2 separate regions of the Homo sapiens genome follow, and region 1 is linked to region 2. A link is a contact called in ENCODE Hi-C or POLR2A ChIA-PET data. All regions are on one chromosome and are shown on one strand. The core of a region is the stretch at or near the end of the contact, and the rest is flanking DNA. Distances in the headings are between cores, read along the strand shown.

Region 1 (7,575 bases), core at 516-3,015, 7.9 Mb after region 2:
CTCTGCAGCGCCGCCCGGAGGCGCTCTAGCTCCTCGCAGCCGTCGCTGCTGCCGCAGTTCGCCGGTAGCACAAACAGATCCGCAGCTCCTAACCCCGCGCTGTTCAGCAGAGCTGCTGTCTGATCACGGGCCTGGGCGGCAGTCTGTGAATCCCCAGGACGGAGGTTCCGCACAGCCAGTAGCGGGGTCCCTCGGGCCAGGGCGGCCAGCGCTGCCTCTCCCAGGGCTGGAGCCAACGGTTCCCCGTTCCCCTCGGGTCCGGGCAGCACCAGTACCAGCACGTTGGCTTCCGCCGCCCAGGGCCCCGGCGCTGCGGGTGGGCAGCTCAGCTCGCCCAGAAAAAGGCCTGGGCCCGCAGCTCTTAGGCTGGGAACCCCGGAGTCCGGCCGTCCCTCGGGGGCCTCGAGCGTCTCCACATCCTTGTCGCACAGCGCTGCGATCAGCGCGGACTTCCCCAAGCCCGGAGGCCCCAGGAACAAGGCGGTCACGTCACCCTGCGGCGGAGGCATGGCTGGAAAGCAACGGGTAGAGAAGACCTGGGTCAGGGAGCACCTAGCCTTTTCCTTTCCTAGCCGCCCCACTCGGAACCCAGGCCTCAGTCCTTCACCCTGTCCCCTTCGGTTCTTGAGTGTCACTCTCCAGGACCTAAAAAATCCAGAGCCCAGACCCTATTCCCCCAGAATCCCAGGCGTCCTGTCTGTCCGCCCTCCCTCTAGATGGAAACGTTTCCCTTTCTGCTTCAAAAACTCTGAAATCAGGCGCGGTGGCTCATGCCTGTAATCCCAGTGCTTTGGGAGGCCGAGGCCGGAGGATCGCTTGAGGCCAGGAATTCGAGACCAGCCTGGCCAACATGTGGGGGGACTCTCTGGTAGAGTCTCCGTCTCGATAAAAAATAAAATTTAGCCGGGCATGGTGGTGTGCGCCTGTAGCCCCAGCTACTCGGAAGGCTGCGGCGGGAGGATCGCTTGAGCCCAGGACTTGGAGGCTGCAGTGGGCCGTGATCACACCACCGCACTCCAGCCCAGGCGACAGAGCAAGACCCTCTCTGAAAAATAAATAAAAATAAAACCTCAGAAATCTGGCTTCCAGTCCCTCCTCCCTCGGACACATTGTTATTTTCATCTTTCCCCTTCCCCCTTCCAAATCACCAACCGAGCAAAAAGCCGACCCACGGGAGAGAGCGCAGTCGGTGGCAGTAGGTCAGCAGCTGAGAAGCCCGGCCCCTGGGCCGCGGCGGACGGAGGCCGAAGAGGCCAGGGAGCGGTGATTTAGAGATGCCGGGACCCGTCCCGGTAGCTTTAACCTGACGTCACTCCCTCTCCCAAGGGGGTGTGTCTTGGAAGGCCGACAGCAGAGACCCAGCCCTTCGCCGCGCCTGCGCAGAACGGCCGAAGTGTGCACGCCCCTCTTTGGCGGCCTCAGGGCCTAGAACAATGAATGAGTCAACGCGCCTGCGCGCCACGAGAGCCTACCCACGCATGCGCAAAAGGCTTAGCTAGCTAAGCCGCGGGAGGCTGAACGTCATCAAACGCGCCATAGGGCAGAGAAGGACCCCTCCCGTTATTTTGAGGACCGGGCTGGTGCGACTATACTACTGCCGGATGGCAAATCCGGGATCTCGGCTCCGAGAGGCTCATCTGGCAAAAGGGCGCGGAAACCACGGGGGCCCTGAGACTGAGTGGTCCCTATCCCACTTCTCTCTGGGGCGGCGCTGTAGCCAGCGGCTGACAGGCGCAGCGAAAGGCAGCCCTCTGCTGTAAGGAGGAAAACTGAGGCCTGGGAGCAGGAACCTGTAGGCAGCGCTTGAGGGTAGCGGGATAGCAGCTGCAAGCGCGCGTGGGAGGCGGGGGCTCTGGGCGGAACAAAAATCACAGGATGTCAGAGGATGTTTCCCGGGAAGAACTGGGATAAAGGGTGGGTATCACTACCTGCCCCAAGACACTTGAGATTGGGATGACGCTGGTGTCAAAGATCAAGGCTTCCACGCTGAGTTCAGGGAGTTAGTTTGATGCAGCAGGTCATAGGTCACACCAGTGAGAAGACTCTAGGGGAGTCCCAAACCCAGGAAATCCAGTCCTTTGGGAGGTTTGAAGCTTCTTTTAGCAAGAACTCCATCAATTAGAGTTCAAGGAGATAGTATGTCGTAGGGGTCAAAGGCAGGCAAGGAGAGCCTCTGGCGATGTCAAAGGTCATAGACTTAGGGTGCCCTCTAAGACTGGTAACAGATGAACAGCTTCACTTATGCACGCTCCTCTCCTGACTAGAAGGGTCCCAGCACCATGGAGGACCCGAACCCTGAAGAGAACATGAAGCAGCAGGATTCACCCAAGGAGAGAAGTCCCCAGAGCCCAGGAGGCAACATCTGTGAGTACACATGGCTGGCGGGCTAGAGGAGGGTGGGGTGCAGGAGCTGATGCTAAGATCTCTGTGGCACTTCGGTGTCCAAGGCGCCACAGAGTTTTGCCTGTTGAGAAGGGGCTGTAATGGTCCCTGAGCTGCTCTAGCAGGAAGTGCATCTCCTCACACCAGCTTATGTGGCCAGAGTACTCACCCTCCTCTGGCCACATAAGCAGGATTGCAATGCTTATGCATTCAGAGGGATAGGGTGGCTTCCAGGAGAGGCTTGGGTTGGAGATGTGGCTGGGAATGGTTCTATTGGGAGAGAAACCCCAAGATTCTGGTCCCAACTCTGCCCTAGACTTTCAGTGTAACTTGGGCCTTGGTTTCCTTGACTGTCAAAAGAGGGTGGTACTTCCCACCTCACAGGGTGGGTATGGGATTAACTGCAGCAAAGGGGAAAGCTAGGGGTTAATGATGGTAGCCAGTTTGACATGTAATAGCAACACCTCCTGCTCAGTGTTTTATTATGAGCTAGGTGTATTTATTCTCATATTATGAACCATTTTAACATTCATTATCTCATTGAGTCCTTCTAATAATAGGCCCTTTAAACTGGGAACTGAGGCAGAGAGAGGTATTTGTAACAAGAGCTGTAGTCTCAATGCCCTTGAGCCAGAGACTACCAGGAACACACCTGCAGTTGAACACGTTGGGTTTCTCACTGCAATGAACACAGACCATGGGGGGACTGTGGGGTGTCTCACTAAGAATGGTAAAAACGACACAGGATTTGGGCTTGTGGGTGGTGATTTTGGGGAAGGTTCAAGCAAAATTGTTTTGCTCTGGATTGGATGCTACCAGGAAGCAGGGGCAATTCTATGATTGGCTATCGTAATAAATCTTACCCAGAAGGAGGAAGGAAGGAGGCGAGGCTCAAGCTCTGACTGATAAAGCAGCAGCAGACATTCACATTAGCCAGGATAGGAGGATGTTTGGTCATTTTTCTGCTTGGACAGTATTCATATTTTGTCTGTGCTCAGACATTATGATGATGTAGTCTTGTCTTGATTCATTTTAGTCACAGCGTGGCCTTGTCTGTCCTTGATATTCTGTGAAAATTTATGTTCAACAGAACACCAAGGTCTAGCTGTGAGTACCAGGCCAGATCCTGGATGTCGGGCTGGATTTCTCTGTATCATTAGTCATAATTGCAAATGACTGTACAGCAATTCATTTATTCCTTCCAACGGTCCTATGGAGTAGATACTGTTATTAGCCCATTTTCCAGATAAGGAAACTGGTGTAATTGCCTAGGAAGTGGTGGAGGTGAGATTCAATCCCAAGCAGTCTGGCTCCAAAGGCTGTGCTGTAATCACCATACCCCTCTGTTGGGCAGGCTGACTCTCTGGGTTCCAACCCTGGCTCCACCATTTCCTTTCCTAGCCTCATGACTATGGGCAACTTGCCTAACCTCTTTGAATCTCAGTTTGCTCATCCATAAAATAGGTGCAAGAACAGTTCTCCTGTTTGGTTGTCCAGCATTAGCATAGAACCTAGCACATAACACATTCAATGTTAATTGTTGGTGTGATTCTGGGGTTCAGGAAGAGGTCTTGGAGACTCCTGCTGGCCTCCCCTGACCTCTCCCCCACATTCCTCAGGCCACCTGGGGGCCCCGAAGTGCACCCGCTGCCTCATCACCTTCGCAGATTCCAAGTTCCAGGAGCGTCACATGAAGCGGGAGCACCCAGCGGACTTCGTGGCCCAGAAGCTGCAGGGGGTCCTCTTCATCTGCTTCACCTGCGCCCGCTCCTTCCCCTCCTCCAAAGCCCTAATCACCCACCAGCGCAGCCACGGTCCAGCCGCCAAGCCCACCCTGCCGGTTGCAACCACTACTGCCCAGCCCACCTTCCCTTGTCCTGACTGTGGCAAGACCTTTGGGCAGGCTGTTTCTCTGAGGCGGCACCGCCAGATGCATGAGGTCCGTGCCCCTCCTGGCACCTTCGCCTGCACAGAGTGCGGTCAGGACTTTGCTCAGGAAGCAGGGCTGCATCAACACTACATTCGGCATGCCCGGGGGGAGCTCTGAGTGCAGCTTAAGCCTCTCCACGGTGACGGGTGGCTCTGTGGCTGGTAGGACTCACCCATGATATGGGGTGCAGGAACTCTGGGGGCCCTGAAGGATTTGCTTCCCTCCCCTGGGAAGGCAGAGGGCTCTTAATAAAGAGGACCCAGAAGATTCTTATTTAGAGCTTCAGTCTTTGGAGCACACAGGGCCTTCGTGAGACAGTGAAATCAGATAATAATGAGATCTTTTGTTAAAAAAAAAAAATGGGAAGGGAGTGCGGGAGAGAAATGGTTTGTGTCTCCCTTATTCCCAGTTAAATACCTAGCTGCAGATTGTGCCATCACCCTTCATTCTTCCCAGATGGATGCCATGGGCTATGGGAGCAAATTGCCCTGGACCTTTGCCTGAATGGGGGCAGGAAAGGTGAGGTGTTGCTGGCCTGTAATGCCACCAGGTGAGTTCCAGATGTGGAGCAACTTGGGCTTTTGGGGATGGGGCAGCAAAGTTGGGAGCTGGACCCCAATTGAGTGGGGGTAGCAATTGGAGTCCTTGTGTCTCTTTTCCACCCCCTGCCATCCTCACTTAGAGGGGCCATGGCACTAGATGGCACTAGTCCCCCGATAATTTATGTCTCGTTGAAATAATTTTGTATATCATTCTAGTCCTGAAATATTTTTTTCATATGTGTAGGTGAAATGGTATGAATAAGCTAACAGGAATAGTATCTAAAAACAGAAAACATCCATATTAAAATGTCTAAACAGGGAGCTCTGGCTTTTGAGTGGGAATTTCCAGAGAACATAAGGGTGTGGGCAGGTGGGGGAACTCAGGCCAGAGTTGGCCTCGCTTTGTGGGGAAACTGGTTTGGAATCAAACAGAGATACCTTCTGTTTCGGGTTTTATTTGGCCAACACTGGGAGATTTCCCATTAAGATCCTATTTTCAGCTCTCTTGAAAGGCCCAACCTAGGCTGACATTGTCAGCAGGGGCAGGACAGAAGTTACAACAGGCTGGAGGGAGCAGTGGGTGTCACCCTCAACTGGAGATGAGTCCCACCAGGCCAGTTTTACCCCCTTAGTTACCTGCCCTGCACCTGCAGACAATGGTCGATGCCTTGCATATAATACTTATAGACTCTGTTTATGTTGAGGGATGTTTTTAAAGCCCACAGGTGAGGTGGATGTGGTAGACTGATCACTGTCTCTGTTTTTAGCTAGGCACACAGTAGCTGAAAAGACTGCATTTCCCAGATTCCTTTGCAGCTAGATGTGGCCTTGTGACTGATTTCTGGCTAAATTCCTGGGTAGAACAGTCAAGCTTAAGAAAGGGACGGCTGGGCACAGTGGCTCACGCCTGTAATCCCAGCACTTTGTGAGGCTGAGGCCGGTGGATCACCTGAGGTCAGGAGTTTGAGACCAGCCTGGCCAACATGGTGAAACCCTGTCTCTACCAAAAATACAAAAATTAGCCGGGTGTGGTGGCATATGCCTGTAATCCCAGCTACTTGGGAGGCTGAGGCAGGAGAATTGCTTGAACCTGGGAGACAGGTTGCAGTGAGCCAAGATCGTGCCATTGCACTTCAGCCTGGGTGACAGAGTGAGACTGTTTAAAAAAAAAGAAAAGAAAGGGACATACCTTTTTTCCACCTTCCTAACTGTAATACGGAAATGGTATCCAGCCATCTCAGACCATAAGGATAAGAGCAACACGTGGGAAGACAGAGCAACAAGATAGGAGCCTGGGTCTCTCGTCAATTTCAAGGAGCACAGCCACCATACCAGCCCACTTCCATATTGCTATCTAAGAAAGAAACTTCTATCTTATTTAAGCCACCATTATTTTGGGTCTCTGTCACATGCAACAGAATTTACAGCCTAAGACAGGGGTCTGCAAACTATGGCCAACTCTAGCCTGCTGCCTGGTTTTGCAAATAAAATTTTATTTGAACAGTTTTATACTCATTCACTTATGTATCGTTGATGGCTGCTTTTGCCTAGAACAGCAGATCTGCATAGTTGCAACAGAGATTTTAAGGCCTACAGAACTTAAAATAGTTACCATCTAGCCCTTTACAGGAGAAGTTTGCCAACCCCTGGTCTAATAAGACATTCAACCTACTCTGAGTCTGGAAGCAGAAATTTCCATCCTGGGAACCACCATCTTTACCAGGTAGGTAGGTAGGTAGGGTATGTGTGTGTGTGTGTGTTTTGGGGCAGGGCTACCCTGGATCTCTTTGCTGGGGTGACTTATGGGGAGACTGGTTGGAGTTAGTAGACCATCAGTTTTTTTCAAGATACCAACTTCATGAAGAGCCAGATATTTCCTCTGGCTCCTGGTGAATGCTCCGAAGTTTCCAACCCAGATATTGTCACACTACCCCCACAGTGGCTCCCCTAAACCAAACCTAAGTATCTAATCCCACATGCTCTCCCAAGATAGCAGCCTGCCCAAGTACACCCTGGGCTTCCTGTTCTCTCCAGACATCACAGATTCTCTAAATAGCATCACTGATGACATCCACATCTTTATCTGCAGCCCAAACCCCAGACATAAGATATAACCACTTGAATAAACAAATGGAGATCTCAAACTTAAAATGGGTCAACAGGACTCCTGCGGCCCAACCTGCACCACCATTGCCATCATGTTAGTAAACTGTGCACTCTTAAATTCTTTTTTCTTTTTTGAGTCTCACTTTGTCTCCCAGGCTGGAGTGCAGTGGTGTGATCTCAGCTCACTGAAGCCTCCGCCTCCTGGATTCAGGCAATTTTCCAGCCCCAGCCTCCCGAGTAGCTGGGATTACAGGTGTGCACCACTATAACTGGCTAATTTTTTGTATTTTTAGTAGAGACGGGGTTTCATTATGTTGCTCAGGCTGATCTCAAAACTCCTGGCCTTCAGTGATCTGCCCGCCTGGGCCTCCCAAAGTGCTGGGATTATAGGTGTGAGCCACTGCACCTGGCCTTCATTTTTTTTTTTTTTTTTTTTTTCCCCTTCAGACAGGGTCTCGCTGTGTAGCCCAGGATAGAGTGCAGTGGTAAGATCTTGGCTCACTGCAGCCTTGATCTCCTCAGGCTCAGATGATCCTCCCACCTCCACCTCCCTCCCTGTAGCTGGGACTACAGGTGTGCACTACTATGAACAGCTAATTTTTTGTAGAGATGGAG
Region 2 (7,278 bases), core at 179-2,678:
TCCCACCCTTGAACTACCATACCCCATCTCATACTGGCGACAGCATGACTCCCGGAAGTCAGTGACAGGAGACAGCTCACCGTGCACAGCCTGCCCGTTGAACCAGCGGTTACTGAGTTCAGCCACGGCCCGCTCTCCATCCTCCTCCCTCCGGAACTGCAGGAAATGTCAGTCAGGGTCAGCAGGAGAACTCAGAGATCTTCAGGGGACTCACTACCCGCTCTGGGGCTGGACTGGATTTAGTGATGAAATTCAAGCTGAGAGCCTACAGTGGCCACCATCAGGCATTGAAACGCCTCCACTTCTGGGCCCTAAGTGGGGGGCAGCAAGCACCTTGACATAGACGTTGCCCACGAGGTGGTCCCCAAGGTTGTCGCACACATTCATCTCTTCAATCTCCCCATACTTCTCCTGCAGTTCTGTGAACACCTCCTGTGGAAGACGGGGAGGAACTCAGCTGAGCTCCCACAAGAAACCCCATCTGCCCCTACCAACCCTCACCTCGAAGAAGCTATCATAGTGCTCCTGCACCTCCACGTCACTCACATGACCTGGGGTGGGGGCGGGCAGGGTGGAATCAGAGTGTAGCCTACTGGGGGCTGTTCACCTTGCCCCCAGGCCTGGTCCCTTACTCACAGTGTGATCCGTCTGCAGTTTGGGCTGTGTTCTGTGGATTCCGGTACAGGTTGAGCAGCACTATGGTCTGCACAGAATTTAAAAGGGGCGGGGCCTGAGCTCAGAGGGCAGGGCTGCATGAACAGAGAGTGAGGCATGAAGGTTGGGGGTGGAACCTTACACCCCAGCCTAAGCATCATGAGTGCATCGGCGATCCTTTGCCCCTAAGAAACCAGAAAAGGGATGGAGGGGACTGGCAAGGATGAACAGCGGGATGGAAGGGACTGGCAAAGATGAACAGCCGCCGTGTGTAGCCTGTACGCATGGGGGCGCGACCAAGTTCCCGGGAAAACGGCACGAAGACCGGTGGGAGGAGCCTGCAGAAAGGTCCAATGAGAAAAAAAGCCGGGCGGTGGGGAGGGACTCAGGAACCCGGAATAGGCGGGACATGGTGACGACGGCCCCAGAAGGGGAAGGGCCAGGGAGCCGTTAACCCCCGAGGCTCCGTGCCGGGTCTCACCTGGCTGAATGTCGGCTTGTTGTGAAGCCGGGAGCACCGGTCCCCGTGCCGGCAGACCCCGATCTTAAAGTAAAAAGAGCAGTTAACCCTGGAAAAGGTGCAAAGACAAAGGTGAACCGAGGGCCGGGGAAGCTGGGCACCCCAGAAACACCGCCCCACCACCCAGGACCCCAGTACCCCGGCCCCGACCCCCCGAGAGTCCACTCCCAGCGCCCGTTCTCACTTGTCCTTCTCAGTCCCGAATATCGAAGCTAAATATTCAGCCATTTTTACCCAAGCCCTCCAGGTCTGGCTGCTCTTACGTCACTTCCGTTGCTTAGGAGCACTGGGAAGTGTAGTTCGTTGCCCTCTCCAGGCGCTTACCAAGCGCTCGGAAACGCCCCAGGGCGCTTGCGCGTGGGAGGCGCGCGCCCTCCCCATAGACTCCCCGGTAGGAGTTCTTTTAACAGCGCATGCGTGCAGTGTTGCCTCGCCCAAAGAAGACTACAATCTCCAGGGAAACCTGGGGCGTCTCGCGCAAACGTCCATAACTGAAAGTAGCTAAGGCACCCCAGCCGGAGGAAGTGAGCTCTCCTGGTGAGTTGGGGGTCGTTTCGCCCACCCTAGTAAATATAAAGAGCTCTTTAATCCAGCCAGCTTACTAGTGGGGGTGGGGATGCCCTGCTTTCAGCAAACCGACCTTTACATTTATCTCTGATTTGTTCTAATAGGGGCGTGGTTGTTCGTGATCCTTGCATCTGTTACTTAGGGTCAAGGCTTGGGTCTTGCCCCGCAGACCCTTGGGACGACCCGGCCCCAGCGCAGCTATGAACCTGGAGCGAGTGTCCAATGAGGAGAAATTGAACCTGTGCCGGAAGTACTACCTGGGTAAGGCAGATCGCTAGGGTCCCAGGAGAAGAGAGGGGACTGGACTAGAGCACCCGAGGGAAGAGGGCCTCGGGGCCTGGATTCTTAAGTCTAAGAGATGAAGGACCTGCGAACGCCGACTCCTGGATTTGAGTGGGGAGGGCCTGGGTCCTGAGGAATGAGGAAGCTGGGGCCTCAATTTCTGGATCCCAAGAGAGGAGGGGGATTGAGGGCCTGGACTCTTGGGTCCTGTGAAAGAGATGGTTGAGGAATCAGATTCCTGGATCCCAAAGAGGAGCCAGATTCCTGAGTCCCTGACAACAGAAATCTCCATTTGAACTTGGGTGTGGGAGAGTTTCTTCCAAATAGATCTCGGTGGGAGTTGGAGAAGATCTTCATTGCCTTATGAGGTTTTGGGGTTTGTTTGTTTGTTTTTCTTTCTCCCTAGGGGGGTTTGCTTTCCTGCCTTTTCTCTGGTTGGTCAACATCTTCTGGTTCTTCCGAGAGGCCTTCCTTGTCCCAGCCTACACAGAACAGAGCCAAATCAAAGGCTGTGAGTCTAGAGCACAGAGGAGGGAGGCCAGTGGCAGGGGAGAGGGGGAAGCGGGGAATCTTGGTGGGAAGGGACAATGGAGGATCCAAAATGTTGGGGCTCTGGGTGAGAAGGGAAGGCTGGTCTAGGGAAGTCTGGAGAGCAGCCGGAGGCCAACCCTTCCAGCTTCTGTTTCCCATGACAGATGTCTGGCGCTCAGCTGTGGGCTTCCTCTTCTGGGTGATAGTGCTCACCTCCTGGATCACCATCTTCCAGATCTACCGGCCCCGCTGGGGTGCCCTTGGGGACTACCTCTCCTTCACCATACCCCTGGGCACCCCCTGACAACTTCTGCACATACTGGGGCCCTGCTTATTCTCCCAGGACAGGCTCCTTAAAGCAGAGGAGCCTGTCCTGGGAGCCCCTTCTCAAACTCCTAAGACTTGTTTTCATGTCCCACGTTCTCTGCTGACATCCCCCAATAAAGGACCCTAACTTTCGATACTGACTTCCTGGGATCTTTTAGAGGTTGAGGCATAAATGATTATTAATATTTAAAAACATCTGTTGAGAGCTTTGTACGAGGCTTAGTATTTAGACATGATGTACATTTTTTACAGTGCATACTACTCATAATCTTCTGAACTAGGAACTTTCCTGCTCAGGAAACTATTAGATGAGAAACTAAGAAAGGAATAGTGCTTCCATTTCTTTTTCTTTTTTCTTTTTTTTTTTTTTTTTTGAGACAGAGTCTTGCTCTGTCAGCCAGGCTGGAGTGCAGTGGTAGGATCGGCCTAGTGCTTCCATTTCTAGGGGCTGTTATCCTGTACTGGTAGTCGTGAATTCAAAAATATAACTTTCCTACTGTGGGCTGCAGTATTCTCATCAGAAGTGTAGATCACGATGCTACTTCCTGGGATTTATCTGGACCAAGACGTGTGACAAATGGAAGTTTCCCGTTTTCTGAAGGAAGTGTTGTCTGCAAAAATAAAAATAGTCAAGAGCTTTCTCAGAGAATCCTTCCTTGACCATCCATCTTATTTAAAATTCAATCACCACCTTGATATTCCTATGTCCCTTTCAGGCTACACTTTTTTTGTGGGTTTTTTTTTTGGGGGGGGAGAGGGGTTTGTTGTTGTTGTCTGTTTGTTTTTCTAGATGGAGTCTTGCTCTGTCACCCAGGCTGGAGTGCAGAGGTCCGATCTCGGCTCACTGCAACCTCCGCCTCCCGGGTTCAAGCGATTCTCCTGCCTCAAACTCTCGAATAGCTGGGATTACAGGCGCATGCCACCATGCCCGGCTAATTTTTGTATTTTTAGTAAAGACTGGGTTTCACCATGTTGGCCAGGCTGGTCTCGAACTCCTGGTCACAGGTGATCTGCCTGCCTAGGCCTCCCAAAGAGCTGGGATTTACAGGCGTGAGCCACCATGCCCCGCCCAGATCATATTCTTTCTCCTATTACATTTCACTTAAAATTTACTTGTTTACTGTTTATCTTCCCTCCTTTAAAAGATAAGCTCCATTAGCGCAGGGATTTTTGTCTATTCTGTTCCTCAAGGTGTCTCCAATGCCTAGAAGAGTGCCCGACACACTAATAAATATTTGCAAAATGAATGAAGTTGTACCTGCAAAGAGATTAACAGATACCTGGCACCTAGCGAGTGCTCAGTGAGAGGGAACCCAACGTTATTTTACATTAGTCTTCCTCTTAGGGATGAAGGGACCCCAACGGTTGGTTAAATCCGGTAAAGAGCTAACTTGGTGTTGCTCAACCCTTCTCACACTACAAGTCCCGGGAAGCCTCGCGATGCCCTAATCCTTTGTTTCCCACCGTGCCCCGCGCGGCGCAGGCGCTGTTACTCAGGGTGAGTCTGGGAAGCTGGAACTACACCTCCCAGGAAGCTAGGGGGTAGATGGTTTGTTTCCGGAAGCAAAGCCCCAGGTGGGTGGGACCTAAAGCTGGGAGACTACGGAGGCAGCTCTCAATTGGTCAGGATGCGAGATTGACGGCTGCAATAACTAATAGGAACAAGCTACTGCCGAAGGGGCCCGCCCACAGAAGGGTGGTGGCCACGGTCCAGGCTGGACACAACCAAAGGCGGAGGACCCGTGGCCCACGAAGCTCATCTTTGAACTGTCCCCGCCTTCTCCCGCCTTGACTTGTGACCCTAGGCCCTTTGGGGCGCCTCTGACCCAGCTAGCCAGATCCCGGACCCAAACCATGTTCCCTGTGAAGGTGAAAGTGGAGAAATCAGGTGAGGACCCTGACGTCGGGGGCCTGTCGGGACCATCGGGTTGACAGGGTGTGGAGTCCCGGTGGAAGGGAGTATCGCGGAAAGGGGACTGCACGACTTTTCCCTGAAGCCCACCTGACAATCGCTGTATCAGGCAGCGAGCGTTGCCTGCCACCTTCACACCCTCCCGGTGTGCGCTTGAAGTCGCTTTGAGATTGAATGGGGTGGCTCGGGCAATGACGTGCGTGGTAGGACATGGGGAATCCTGAGCCGGTAACTCTGAGAAGGGCCCTTTTCTTTCCTCTTTTTTTTAATTTAAATTTTTAAAATATTTAAATAGAGACGGAGTATCGCTATATTGCCCAGGCTGGTCTCGAACTCCTGGTCTCAAGCGATCCTCCCGCCTTAGCCTCCCAAAGTGCTGAGATTACAGGCGTGAGTCCCCGCGCCCAGCCGAGAAGTTCTCTTTTCTTGGCTTCCCCTCAGTTTCCCCATTTCCAGCAGTGATCAGAGTCACACATCTTGCTGTGAGCCTGAAGTACAGGCACTCTTAATCCTCACAGTCACTATATTCCAGTAATCCTAGAAAATAGGAACTGTGGTCAATGGGTGAAGCTTAGAAAGAGGAGAGAATTTTGGGTTGGGGCGGAGCTGACCGGATCCCAGGCCTGGCATGGTAAGGGCAGTGGGAGGGGTGCAGAATTTAGACAGAAAGATAATAGTAAAATGATGTAGGATGTCCCATGGCAAAAGTGTTATTAAAACAAAGTGGGAGGCTGGGTGCGGTGGCTCACACCTGTAATCCCAACACTTTGGGAGGCCGAGGCTGGCAGATCACTTGAGGTCAGGAGTTTGAGACCAGCCTGGGCAACATAGCGAAACGCTGTCTCTATAAAAAATACAAAAAAAAAAAAAAAATTAGCCAGGTGTGGTGGCACAAGCCTGTAGTCCCAGCTACTCAGGAGGCTGAGGCAGGAGGATCGCTGGAGCCGGGGAGGCGGAGGTTGCAGTGAGCTGAGATCACACCACTGCACTCCAGCCTGGGTGATAGATTGAGACCCTGTCTCAAAAAAAAAAAAAAAGAAAGGAAAAGAAAAGAAAGAAAGAAAAGAGAAGTGGGTGTGACCACAAATGATGGTGAGGGAAGGTGTACACCTGTGAGTGCCAGGCTGAGGAGTGCAGACTCCACCCCTGGGTGCTGTGGAGTCATGGAAGTTTCCAAGCAAGGGAAGATCAGGGTCAGGTTTGTTATTTTTCAGGAAGATTCCCCTGGCTGCCTTGTGGAGGGTGTATCAGAAGGGGGACACTGAGGCAGGGAGCCAAGGGGGAGCAAAGGACAGGACCAGGATGGGTAGAGTAGGGAGGAGGTGGGTGGGAGAGACACTCGGGAGGCCTAGTGGACAGGCCATGGGGTTGGTGGGCTGGGTAGGGGAGGGAGAGGGGTATCCATGGTGAGGTACAGGGAGGGACTTGGGGACAGTGAGGCGACCCTTGAGAGGGAGGCTTCAGGCCCAAGTCGGGGGTTCAGGAGAGAGGCTGGGCCTGAGGAGAGTTGTGGACGTGATCCGTACCCTCTGCATCTGCCCAAGGCTTTGCTGCAATCTCAGCTACTCCCTTCCCCACCCTCACTCTGTCTCTCCTCTGAGCTATGTTTGAATCCCTGTGTCTCCTGGGCTTCTCAGGAAGTCCCTGGACTGGTCAGGCAAGTTCCCAGGTGTCCCCTCCAGGCTCTGAGCACTAGAGCCAGAGCTCCCACCAGTCAGAAAGGCAGAGCAAACACCTCTCAAAGGTAGGAGGACAGCGTAACATCATCACTTCCTCAAGTTCTGTGATGACGGGAGGCAGCCACAGGCTAACTGGGCAGGAAGGTGGGCCTAGATCTCATTTCCCGAGGGGGAAAAAAAAGCCCAAACAGGATGTTTTAGGTGAAATCTCCCAATTTTGGCTGGGTGCGGTGGCTTCTGCCTGTAATCCAGCACTTTGGGAGGCTGAGGCAGGTGGATCATGAGGTCAGGAGTTTGAGATCAGCCTGGTCAATATGGTGAAACCCTGTCTGTACTAAAAATAGAAAAAATTAGTTGACCATGGTGGCACGCGCCTGTAGTCCCAGTTCTTTGGGAGGCTGAGGCAGGAGAATCACTTGTACTCAGGAGGCAGAGGTTGCAGTGAGCCGAGATCACGCCACTGCACTCCAGCCTGGGAGACAGAGCAAGACTCCGTCTCAAAAAAAAGAAAAGAAAGAAATCTCCCAATTTTTAAATGTCAGCTCATTCAGATTGAATTCAGATTTAAAATTATACCACTGTTGGCCGGGCATGGTGGCTCACGCCTGTAAGCACTTTGGGAGCCTGAGGCCAGCAGATCACTGAGGTCAGGAGTTTGAGACCAGCCTGGTCAACGTGGTAAGACCCCATCTCTACTAAAAATACAAAAATTAGCCAGGCGTGGTGGCGGGCGCCTGTAATCCCAGCTATTTGGGAGGCTGAGGCAGGAGAATCACTTGAACCTGGGAGGTGGAGGTTGCAGTGAG

Evidence for each region. Hi-C counts contacts between places; a loop is a spot of excess contacts on that map. ChIA-PET counts read pairs that join two places held with the same protein, here RNA polymerase II (POLR2A). Pooled maps may share reads with other maps.
Region 1: a map of heart right ventricle shows a loop between it and region 2 (24-fold over the local background). The contact joins the promoter of ZNF576 here to the promoter of U2AF1L4 in region 2. A Hi-C loop is called at or near these places in 2 of 168 maps with a recorded cell type or tissue (heart right ventricle and sciatic nerve) and 4 of 50 pooled maps. POLR2A ChIA-PET finds 5 or more read pairs at or near these places in 1 of 52 experiments (endothelial cell of umbilical vein).

The regions. Positions count from the first base shown.
Region 1 is chr19:43,594,830-43,602,404 of GRCh38, forward strand. ZNF576 (zinc finger protein 576) reads left to right here and starts at 1,766. Exons shown (of 3, transcript NM_001145347.2): 1 at 1,766-1,914; 2 at 2,265-2,364; 3 at 4,002-6,328. The coding sequence starts at 2,280. The coding sequence ends at 4,429. IRGQ (immunity related GTPase Q) reads right to left here and starts at 1,305. Exons shown (of 3, transcript NM_001007561.3): 1 at 1,153-1,305; 2 at 1-511. The coding sequence starts at 509. RefSeq lists enhancers at 1-725, 911-980, 1,381-1,800.
Region 2 is chr19:35,743,990-35,751,267 of GRCh38, forward strand. It overlaps U2AF1L4 (U2 small nuclear RNA auxiliary factor 1 like 4), which reads right to left and starts at 1,429. Exons shown (of 6, transcript NM_001040425.3): 1 at 1,359-1,429; 2 at 1,136-1,223; 3 at 334-432; 4 at 23-156. The coding sequence starts at 1,402. It overlaps PSENEN (presenilin enhancer, gamma-secretase subunit), which reads left to right and starts at 1,662. Exons shown (of 4, transcript NM_172341.4): 1 at 1,662-1,711; 2 at 1,846-2,002; 3 at 2,430-2,534; 4 at 2,719-3,530. The coding sequence starts at 1,942. The coding sequence ends at 2,858. It overlaps LIN37 (lin-37 DREAM MuvB core complex component), which reads left to right and starts at 4,587. Exons shown (of 9, transcript NM_019104.3): 1 at 4,587-4,769. The coding sequence starts at 4,736. RefSeq lists a silencer at 1-141 and enhancers at 3,841-4,355, 4,257-4,316, 4,356-4,870, 4,717-4,836.